2 separate regions of the Homo sapiens genome follow, and region 2 is linked to region 1. Evidence: read pairs that join two places in POLR2A ChIA-PET (ENCODE). Cell type or tissue: MCF 10A. All regions are shown on one strand. Links, peaks and the distances in the headings refer to the core of each region. The heading gives the core; the rest is flanking DNA.

The links. Peaks named below come from ENCODE experiments on the same cell type or tissue, not always from the same donor. Only the 100,000 strongest peaks of a DNase experiment are listed, where the experiment ranks them.
Region 2: POLR2A ChIA-PET joins it to region 1 with 5 read pairs; 2 of 35 experiments call an interaction of 5 or more read pairs at or near these places.

What each region holds. Positions count from the first base shown.
Region 1 is chr3:107,206,037-107,211,373 of GRCh38, forward strand. All of the region lies in intron 1 of LINC00882 (long intergenic non-protein coding RNA 882), which reads right to left. Among named protein-coding and RNA genes, the nearest start is that of LINC00882, 32 kb to the right of the region's middle. In MCF 10A, for the core only: a CTCF peak has its summit at 258 (motif pointing right); DNase peaks (open chromatin) are centred at 295 and 2,265.
Region 2 is chr3:107,389,873-107,395,209 of GRCh38, forward strand. No RefSeq gene overlaps it. Among named protein-coding and RNA genes, the nearest start is that of CCDC54-AS1, 10 kb to the left of the region's middle. In MCF 10A, for the core only: no CTCF peak of the experiment used is centred there; a DNase peak (open chromatin) is centred at 3,099.

The DNA of each region.
Region 1 (5,337 bases), core at 59-5,058:
TATTTATATTTATTATATTATGAGGCAAACATAACTAGAATGCTGCAAAAAAGGAATGCTTTTTTAGTCGTTACTATGCAATGCCTATTACTTTAGAACAATATTAAATTCAAAATAAGATTTCATTTATATCAGTAAATATAAAATTATTCCTTGATTCCTATCAAATAAATACCATACACTCTAAGTGAACATCTATTGAGAATATAGCAAACTAGTGGTCTCTGTTCTCTAAGATTGGATCCATCTTCCTCTTCTCTGTGATTTACCTCCAGGGGGCAGTACAGTTCTGATGATGGGCTCTGGAATTTGACCGCCCTAGCTAGAATATCTGCCCTGTCAGTTTCAGTTATATAAACAAGGACAACTTATTTAACCTGAGCCTTAGCTCCTCATGCATAAAATGAAAAAGCATAGAACCTACTTCATAGGATTGTTATAAGGATGAAATAAGAAAATGTCCAGTATATAACAAGTACTCTTTCAACATTTGTTGCTATGATTTATTAGCATTATATTAGGTTTCCCTGCGACATCATCATTAAACATAATTTATTAAACCCATATATTTTAAGCACCTAATGCATGTAAGGCACTGTAGGTTATGATGCTAAAAACACAACACAATCCCTCTTCTCCATAAATTCTGTCAGGTGGGGAAAAACACACATATAAATTATAAATAGAACAATACAGTAAGACCAATATATGAAGTACTGCAAAAGTACAAGAAGGGTAGATGTCATTACCTCCAACAGGCTAAAAAAAATAAGGGGGTTCTTATCATTGCTGGAGGATGAGTACATGGATCAAATCGAGTTGGAAATGAAAATGCCACCTCCCAGTCTCCTTCCCCTCAACCCTCCACCCAGCCTTGGGCACCACTCTTAGCTGTTTGGAAAAAGGCATGTGACCTAGGCTCAATCAATTAGATGCTCTTGAGTAGACCTTTGATTCTTGAGAGAGAGAGATGCCAAGTTGCTGGAAGAGTCAGAGATATTCTTGGCCCCCCATAGCAGAGGCCAGAGGCTAGTGGCCAGCAGTACACTGGTGTGTTGCCAGAAGCAGCACTTGAAATGGCAGCAGGAATAGTGACTGATCCTCAACAGCCTGCTTCAATGGTGTGAGCTCAGCTGGATCCTCAGCTGTTTACTGTCCCTTGATTTCCAATCTCTTTCTAAATCTGATCTCTAGTCCTCTCACCAATTTGTAAGAAACTCAATATCCTTCCAACAAATAATTTTTCTGCCTATGTTGGACAGAGGTTTTCTGTTAGTTGCAACTAAGAACCCAGACTTGTACCTTGAGTCATGAAGTAAAACTTGCCAGTCTCATTGGGACACCGTCTCCAGCTTTCCAAATGACCTCTAATTACCACTTTCTTCTATGTTAATTAAGATACTATTAGGTTGCCTATTTCAGTGTAAATGGACTTCTTGATTGTGACATTTTATCTCAGCAAAATGTGTATCACAGAAAGTATTGTCTAAATTTTCATTAGCAAAAGAATCTATTGTTTCTACTTGACACAAAAATAATTTTCTATTATTCATCCCTTCCACATAAGACCCCCTTACTCTTCTTTTTATGATAAGCAATAAAGAAGAAAGAAAATAATGTACAGGGAAGAACAATGCAAGGAAACGGAGAAACAAGGAATCATTTATTGGTTTCCTGCAGAAATCAACAAGCCACTCTTATCTTTGTATTCCTCTTAAGTTGATCAAATTGGCATTTTTGTAAAAAGTCAAATATCAGCAACTAGTTGCTTAAAGTAGAAGTTTCAGACACAGGCACATCCCAGCCTGTGGACCTCTGCTTGAGGATGAACAGGTGAAAAGGATTGAGTTGAAAATGCCCATTCCTCTAAGAGGCTCTCAAGGACCACCAGGTAGGGAAACAATTCTTGGAGAATCTCTTATGTGAACACAGTAGAGAGAAAGATCCTGTACCCTGAACTAGTACTGAAAAAAGAAAGATTAGCTGTCCTTCATTATTTGCGCTGTAGGGTATACAGGCAACAAAACCCAGTGAGAACATTTAATAAAACATTGTCACTTTCATATCCCCAAATTTCTTCCTTGCCCTTTATCACTTCCCAGCTGTCTCCAGATTTTATTTTGTATCCACTTGAGCTATGAGGTCAGAGTTAAGCCTTCAGGAATGTGTCTCTCTATAGGCAGAAACCTGACTCTTCCTGAAAAAACCCTTAGTAGACCTTGGGAAAACTGCAGTTGCTATCACATGTACAGAGAGAGCTTTTGCAGTCACTGGACTTTAAATGTTCTTTTTGTTGGACTGCCAAAAGGTTACTGCTCCCTTGAGAACTGAGCCAGTTCCTCTAAACCCCTCCCACTGACTCATATGTTTGTCTGGCTGCAGCTGCTAAAAAAGATGGGAATTTAAAAGCTGCTACACAAGTGCAAAAGCAATCACCAAAACAGTGGCAATATCCTCAGGTCTTAGACCGAAAATATCCATACTGAGAAAGGCATAGGGTTAGGAGAAGAACACTAGATACAAAATACTGGAATACAGAATGGATAAAGATGAAAAGAAACAAGAAGGAAATCACGGGGTTCTCAGGGCTGGAAATTATTTTCTTCTGTGACCTTGCTAAAGGCCATCTCATGGATTTATTTTTTCGGCCCTGTGGTTACGTTTTCTTTGACCTAGATTTCCATGGAGGTTGGTATTGATAAGTTGTCCACCACTGCAATGTTATAATCATATTTTTCAACAATGCTGAGAGAATTTAAAAAGTATATTATCATCATTATTATTTCCTCATTACTTCCATCCTAACAATATCCCAGTGGGTATTTCCTAGGCAAAGTAAACATTTCTTAGCTCTCAAGTTCTTGTATACAAATCTCATGTTTCATTCGGCAGTGCCCTGAAAACATTGATAAGCCAGCACTGTTGTCATCCAGGACTCTAACACCATTTCTGCAGCCTCTCTTCACCCCTCCTCCTTCTATACTGAGAAGTGTTCTCAAGTTTTCCCATCTTTGTCATCAATCAGGAAAGTGATCTAATAAGCACTGATCCAAGGTGTGATGGAGAAAGGGTACTTCCATTCTCTGCAATTATTCATCTTCAAAAAGAGACAAAGGGAAATGATGATGGTCACCACACAGGAATTGCTAATAATAGGACTTTTATTCAAAAGTTTGAGAGAGAATTAGATAAGGGAAGCCTTCCTAGAGAGCCCTCAAATAACACTGTTGAGACACATAGAAGGTACGGCTCTCTAAAATACTGAAATGTTTTCCATGGATGCCCGTTACACTACAAATCCTGAACAACTCATTTAATCCAAAAACAGCTGAAACACTATTTGCTGCACCCATTTAACCCATGTGAAAGCCCGTGCCCATAGATCAGAAATGTCATCTTTAGTGTTAGAGAATGCTCTGTCTTACCAGAATCTGTCTCTTCCATAGCCTTTCTTCATCTGTTACAAAAGCAGGGTGTTCTTTCTTAAGGTTTATTCATCCTAAGAGAGCACTTGAGAATTCCACTAACTGTATCTCACTTTCTTGTTGTGGCTGTAACCCTGTCACCACCAAACCCATTATTTTGCATGAATGTCTCTGACAATACGTACATAATCCACAGACAACTCCATCTGATGTTGTCTTTAGATCTTGCTTAGAGGGGTCTTGTCAAAATCTCCATGGATTCATTTTCTGCCAGTTTCTCTGTGTATTTCCACAAAGATCTGAAACTATTTATAAACTGCTTCACTTCCTGGAAATTTTTTGTTACTCCAAGGAAACTTCTAAGGTTTTAGAGCATCGCTTTGGAACTGGCTGCTTTGGCACTGACCCTACTTTTTTGATTCTGGGGGAAAATGTTCCAAAAACTCATGCTTAAATAATCTCAGCTAAATTACTTATGTTATTTCATAAAATCATTCCTCTGCAGCAAAACTGTAAACACTAAGAGGATAGGAAATATGCCTGCCGTTTGTTTGTCTGTTCACTCATTTAATTATCATCATCGTCATCATCCATCCCGATGCCTACCACATCTCCCCTGCATACAGTGGGGACACAACAACATTCAGGTAATGGATACTGAACTGGGTCATTCAATATTCACGGCTGTGTCTTTGTAGGCCAAACATTTTTGTCTATACAGACAAATGAAAATGGAGATGTTAAAATAGTTTGGTCTACGAAATACAAACTAACATTTGTCTCCTAGCTAAGAAATGTATCAATGTAGAGCTGGGGGGGGGGGATTATATTATTCACTTTCTAGAACACTGGCTAATGACACTCCAACTTGTCAGCAAATAGTTATACATCTCAAGGAGCTAGGTCTCCTTGCCCTTTAAAATCTCCAGTGAAGATGTAGAACAAAACTTTATGTTTCACATTCTTTATTTAGACGCATTATAGCATCAGATGTTTTTTTCTGCCCTCTTTTTTACTTTAGCCATTACTTCTCACAGTAGTGTTTGTAATAAATGCACACAAGAATTAACTTATTGTTAAGCTTTTTAACTTAAGCTGTTATTACTCATTAGCCATCATTCTTGGTGTACATTTAAGAATTCTGACTTTAAATGTTACTATTTAAAATGTAAAATTACCCTTGTTAGAGTAACCTATGGATCAGCATTCAGTAAGGTACCACCTGCAAATATCCAGTCCTTTTTTTGTGTTTTAAAATACAAATAAATCATTAGACTTAATGGCTATTGGACAAGTCAAATCCATTTTTACCTCATTATAATAGTCAAATTTTCAACCCTATTTTAAATGGGGTTTACAGGACTCTATGGCCTAGATTGGATCTTAATTTTCAGTAGTAACATTTAGGACATGGCTTGGCTCTTTTGTGCAATATTAATGAGGAATATATATTTGTATATGTATATACTTGTGTATTTGCGGATATATGTATTCATAGTCAAGATTTTGTTGATACACTCCTATAAAGATCATCTCTCTCACTTGAATCCCAAACACATCCAGATCCCTTTAAGTATAACAGAAAGCAAACTGTTTACAGAAATAAAAAAAAAATCTGCATTGAGCACTTCTACATGCCCATGTACTCAGATTCTCCTAACAACCCTACCAGGTAGCCATTATTATTCATATTTTATAAAAGAAGAAACTGTATCACAGAGGAGTTATTTTCTCCAGCTCTCATGGTCAGTAAGTAAAAGAACAAAAATTGCCTGACTGCAAAGCCAGTACTCTTTCCACTACACCAGACTTTTAGAGGACACAACTGAGAATCACAACAAAGATAACTGCTTGCATAAAACTTTGTGACCCTGCAAAGTGCTTGCAAATATTTATTTGTGAGATATTTTCT
Region 2 (5,337 bases), core at 187-5,186, 180 kb after region 1:
TGAGAATCTACTATATACCAGGCACCACGCTAAGTTCTTGGTAATAGGTTGGTAAGTAACATAGATATGATTAACTATCCCGAGCTTCCTAGAGAATGGGGTAGAAGCCCGCAGAGCTTTTGTCTCCCTGCGAATTCTTCTTTTTGCTTTTGCAGATGCCACCTGATGTCTTCAACCTCTTTAGAGCTATTTTTATGGGGTGACTCTTGCCTCCTCTGCCTGGGCCCTGGTCATGGCTTGCCATCACCACTACCAAGTGGTTCAATGCTTTTCTCTCCTTGAGAACTACTGTCTCCCCCTGGGTATCCTGTGGCTCCCTATTGTTAAATGACACTGTTGCTTGGGCTACTCAAAGCTATTTCCAACCCTCCTCTATCATGATGCCTCCAACCACAGGGGCTATAGAGTCAGATATATACTCTCTTAGCTTCCTTTTACCCCCCAGCCCAGATGTAAGCAGAGATTCACTGGAGGGAATTCAGGGGAAGCTTGCCTCTTTGATAAAAAGGGACACCTGCAACTGGTAAGCACTTCCAAGTTTCTTCTTCCTGCCTCAAAAGCAAAAGTAAGAGCTACAATTTCAGCACTTACATTGTGAGCATGAGGAGACAAGAGAAGCACAAAGATGCTCACCTTGACATCATTGAGCCACTGAAACAACATCAGCAACCTGTACTTCAGGACTTACTACGATGTGAGAAAAAAACCTCTGTTATTTAACTCCTATCATAAAACCCAATGTAGTTGGGTTTTTTGTTTCTTGCAGCCAAAAGCAAGTCTTACCAACATATTGCCATTGCCATGATCAGAGCCAAAACTGCCTCTGCATCTTAGGGCTTTAGTGAATCATTCTATTTTTGTGCTGCCCAGAACATGGGTGAGAAACTGACCTCACAGTCTTATTTAGTCCTGTTGAAGTCTACAAGCACTTCAGGATTCTTATGGTTATTTGGTGCCTATCAACTTTTATTTTGGTTGTTTGCTTTGAGTCCTAAGCCAAATTGCCTTGTGAAACTGGGTGTGAAAAGTGAGTGCAGCAGTGTGAGAGCAGCAGTGTGTGTAAATACTACACCAGTACTACATACATGGCCACTTTGGCTCTCCCAATCCCCAGGCCAATGCCGTAACATATATGCCAACCCACTTCAAATAGGATTATGGCAACTTATCTACTGAATACTTGGTTAGTATTTGTGGAAGGCATCCACAAATACCCGCCTACATTTTAACTCCCAAGAATATGGACATTAGTTTCAAGCTCTGGAAGCACGTGTGCAAACAATCTCAGATCACTAAGATCATTCATTCTAGAGGAGAATCACATTTATATGAATATATATTCATATATATAATATATTCATTATATATATGAATATATATCATATATATAATATATTCATTATATATGAATATATATAAAATATATTCATAATATGTATAAATATATTCATAAATACATATATATAAATATATTTTTTGAGATGGAGTCTCTATCCCCTAAGCTGGAGTGCAGTGGTGCAATCTCAGCTCACTGCCACCTCCACCTCCTGGGTTCAAGTGATTCTCCTGCCTCAGCCTCCTGAGTAGCTGGGATTACAGGCATGTACCACCACACCCAGCTAAATTTTGTATTTTTAGTAGAGACAGGGTTTCACCATGTTGACCAGGCTGGTCTCAAACTCCTGAGCTCGAGTGATCGACCCACCTCGGTCTCCCAAAGTGCTGGAATTACAGGCATGAGCCACCACCAGGCCTTAAATGAATATTCTAAACTTCACAGTTATTAACTCTTTATTTCCTTCTGTTACCAAATAAAAGTGTTTTCTATCATAGGAGAATCTCTTGATATGTGCTATTAATCCCATCTCCTCCCACTTTCTCAGAAACTTTCTCCTCTAGACAATACCCATTTTCCCCTACATAACTTCAACCTCTCTTTCTCTACTAGACACTTTTCATTATCATCTATACATACTATTGTCTCTCCTGTCTTAAAACATGTATACACAAATTTTACCGAACTACAGATCTCCAACTAAAATTTTATCTGCTCTCCCAGTTACAAAATACATAGCTATAGCTTCAATTTCTACTTCCTTCTACTACTGACTTCTCAGCCCACTCCAAACTGGCTTCTGTTCTTTCCTCTCAGATTCTAGCATTAAGTCGCCAATGATGTGCATGTTGCTAAGTCAATGAAAATATTCATGTCTTTCCTATTTAACCTCTCAGCATCATTTGTAACAGATTTCCACTCCTTCCTTCTAGAATATTCTCTTTCCTTGCTTTCTATCTTTCCACGTCTGTTTACTTCTGTTGTTTTCCCTCTGATTTATTGTTAGTCCTCTTCAGAGACTTCTCCTCGACCCCAACTTTTCACGTAGACCTTTTATCATGACTCAGCCTCGGACCTTCTTCTCTCTCATATTTTCAAACATCACCTCTCATATCTTATGAGATAAGGTGATCTTATCTACTCTCATATCTTCAAATGTCATCTAAAGTCAGTGGTTTTCAAAATTATATCTCCAGCCTAGACTACTCTTCTGAGTGAGAGACTTATAGGTCCAAATGTTTATAGTATTTCCATTTTGGATACTTGGATGTGTTAGAAGAATTTCAAATACAGCATGCCCCAAAATAAATGTATTATATTTAACCATCTTGCCCTAAAACTGCTTCTCCTCTAGAGCTCCCTAACATAATAAGTGGTACCCACATCCTCCCAGATGCTCCAGCCAGAAGCCTGTGATCCAACCATAACCGATATCTCCCTTCATTATCTACCCCCAAAAAATCAGCCACCAAACCTAGTTTACCCCACCTTCTAAATCTATCTGTTTTCCAGTTAACGTCACCATCTTGTCTCAACCAGACTACTCCAGTTACTTTCTGGCTAGTTATCTCTAACCCACTTTTCCTTGCCTCAATCCCATTTTTCACATGGCAGTGAGAGTAATTGTTTAAAATGTAAATCTAATCAAATCACGCCTCTGCTAAAACCATGTAGTGGCTCCTCAGTACTGAGTATTAAATCCAAAATCCTTTGTATTTCCTGAGAAAAACAAGCTCTTTCTTGCCTCCAGCCATTACATGTGCCTCTGCCAGGAATGCTGTTTGCTCCACACTGTGCACAGCTAACTCTTACTCATCTTTCAGGTATGAGTTTAATTACTACTTTCTTTAAAAAAAAATTTCTCCTGATTAGATTAAAAATATGTTAGGTTCCCTATTTATTTTCATGCCACCTTGTGATTTTTCAATTATAGAACTTGTCACCTTAGTAATTAAATACTACTTGTGTGATTCTCCAGTAGGAAGACTCTAACTAAATAATGTAAGCTCCATGAGGGTAGAGACTGGGAATAATTTTCTCACTAAGGTATTCTCAATGGTTATCAGAGAGGAACAGTGAAGCTCAATAAGATTTGTTGGATGTGTAAACTGAATTTTACACACTTCCATCTTTAAGATTTATATTGACTTTCTGTTCTGTTCACAAACATACTTGATTTAACTATGACTACTTAAGTTTTAATTGTGATCATTATTCGATTATGACATATTTATACTTTAGAAGTATTTGATTATGAAAAGGAATAAATTTCTAAAATCTAAAAGAAGTTCTGGATTTTTCTAAGAAGTCCATTTTAGGAACAGAATTTCATTTTTCTTGAAGACTACTAGCCAGTCAATTGTCATGTATTTAAAAAAAGAAAAAAAAAGATAAAATATAAAAAGTCAAAAATCAACTAATTCAGTACAATTGGTGCCTATCAAGGTTTAAAATATAGAACAACATCTCTCACTTTCTTGAGGCATTTTCTAAATTGAACGAAATGTTACTACTAAATCTAGAGCTGTGAGATTAAGTAAGAAAAGAAGTTGAAGAGTGACACTCCAAAAATTTTCTCTAGTAATGTTTTAATACAAGGACCTAAAGGCCACTCTGTGTCCCTGAGGTCCATTATGAATATATGTGGGAATAGAATGATTAACATATAATCAGAGACTATGGGAGAAAAACCCTCCAAAGAGAAAAAAGACTAATGAAGACTTGAATTCTGAGAAAGCCCAAATTCTCAAGGGTTCTGATCTATTGGCATAAGAATATTATGGCAGACAAAAGTAAGAGGAAGTAGTAATTAGAGCAGATTTCTTAACTGCAGCACTCCTGACATTTTGTGCTGGATAATTTTTTGTTACAGGAGGCAATCCTGTGCAATGTAGGATATTTAACAGCATCCCAAGTCTCTGCCCAGTAGGTGCCAACAGTAAACCCACCCGCCAATCCCCAAATAGTAACACTCAAAAGTGCCTCCCATACATTGCCAAATGTACCAGGGTGGGGGTGGGAGGGCAGGTGGGCAAAATTGCCCCTGGTCGAGAGCCATTGAATTGGAAAAAGTCAAATGAATTTGTCAATTCAAAAGTGCAAAAGGACACAGGTTTTCAACCATTTACTGATTTCTTGACTCATATATTTATTCATTCATTCATTTGACCAGACACAGTACTAGGCACGATGTTTCAAATACGAGTACAGCACAGTTTGTGTTAGGAGCTGAAAGTCTATAAAGAGACAAAAAGCCCACTGTCTTAGAATGTATTGTGGATTTGCAGTTATGTGAGGTGTAGGTTTTAATGAGGAATCAAAATTAACCAATAAAGGTCCTAACCTTGCCCGAAATTCATAGTACACCTGGTTATGGTAGATATAGTAAATTGTTATTCAGCATCCAATTCATCTTCCTAGAGTGCCTTCCTGACCTGCACCAGTTGGACTGGTAAAACTACCTTGCCCAGAATCCCTTGCTGCCAGGTTTCTGTTGCATAAGGTTGAATCTACAAGTGAGGAAGAGTCTATCTTCCTGCTGCTTGCTGCTCAGAGGCACAGTCCTGGAAACTCTGGGTTTTCTCCAATTGTGTCCCAATGTCTGGTCTTCAGCTCTGTGGGCATCCAGAGGTAGGTACAGTGGGGATAGTAGTGGTTTCCTGATCCCTGAATGACAGCTATGACACTGTGCTTTTGAACTCAAAACCAAACAGGTCAGTAGTGAACTCTTAAGTCTGCCTCCCTGCTTTGACAGAGGCAGCAGCACTGCTATCTCTGGAACTTATCCTGACACATTCAGCCTTAAACTTCTAGCAGTCTGATGAATATATATAGGCCTGATTCTTTGTATTATAATCCGTCCTACTTAAAATAGATAGAATGAGTTCTGTTTTTTTCTTTTTTTTTTTTCCAAACTGAGCCTTGCAACTGTATACAACAAACTGTAATAGCTCAGCAAATCAACCACACACAGTGCGATCACACACCCCCAGTATGGAAAT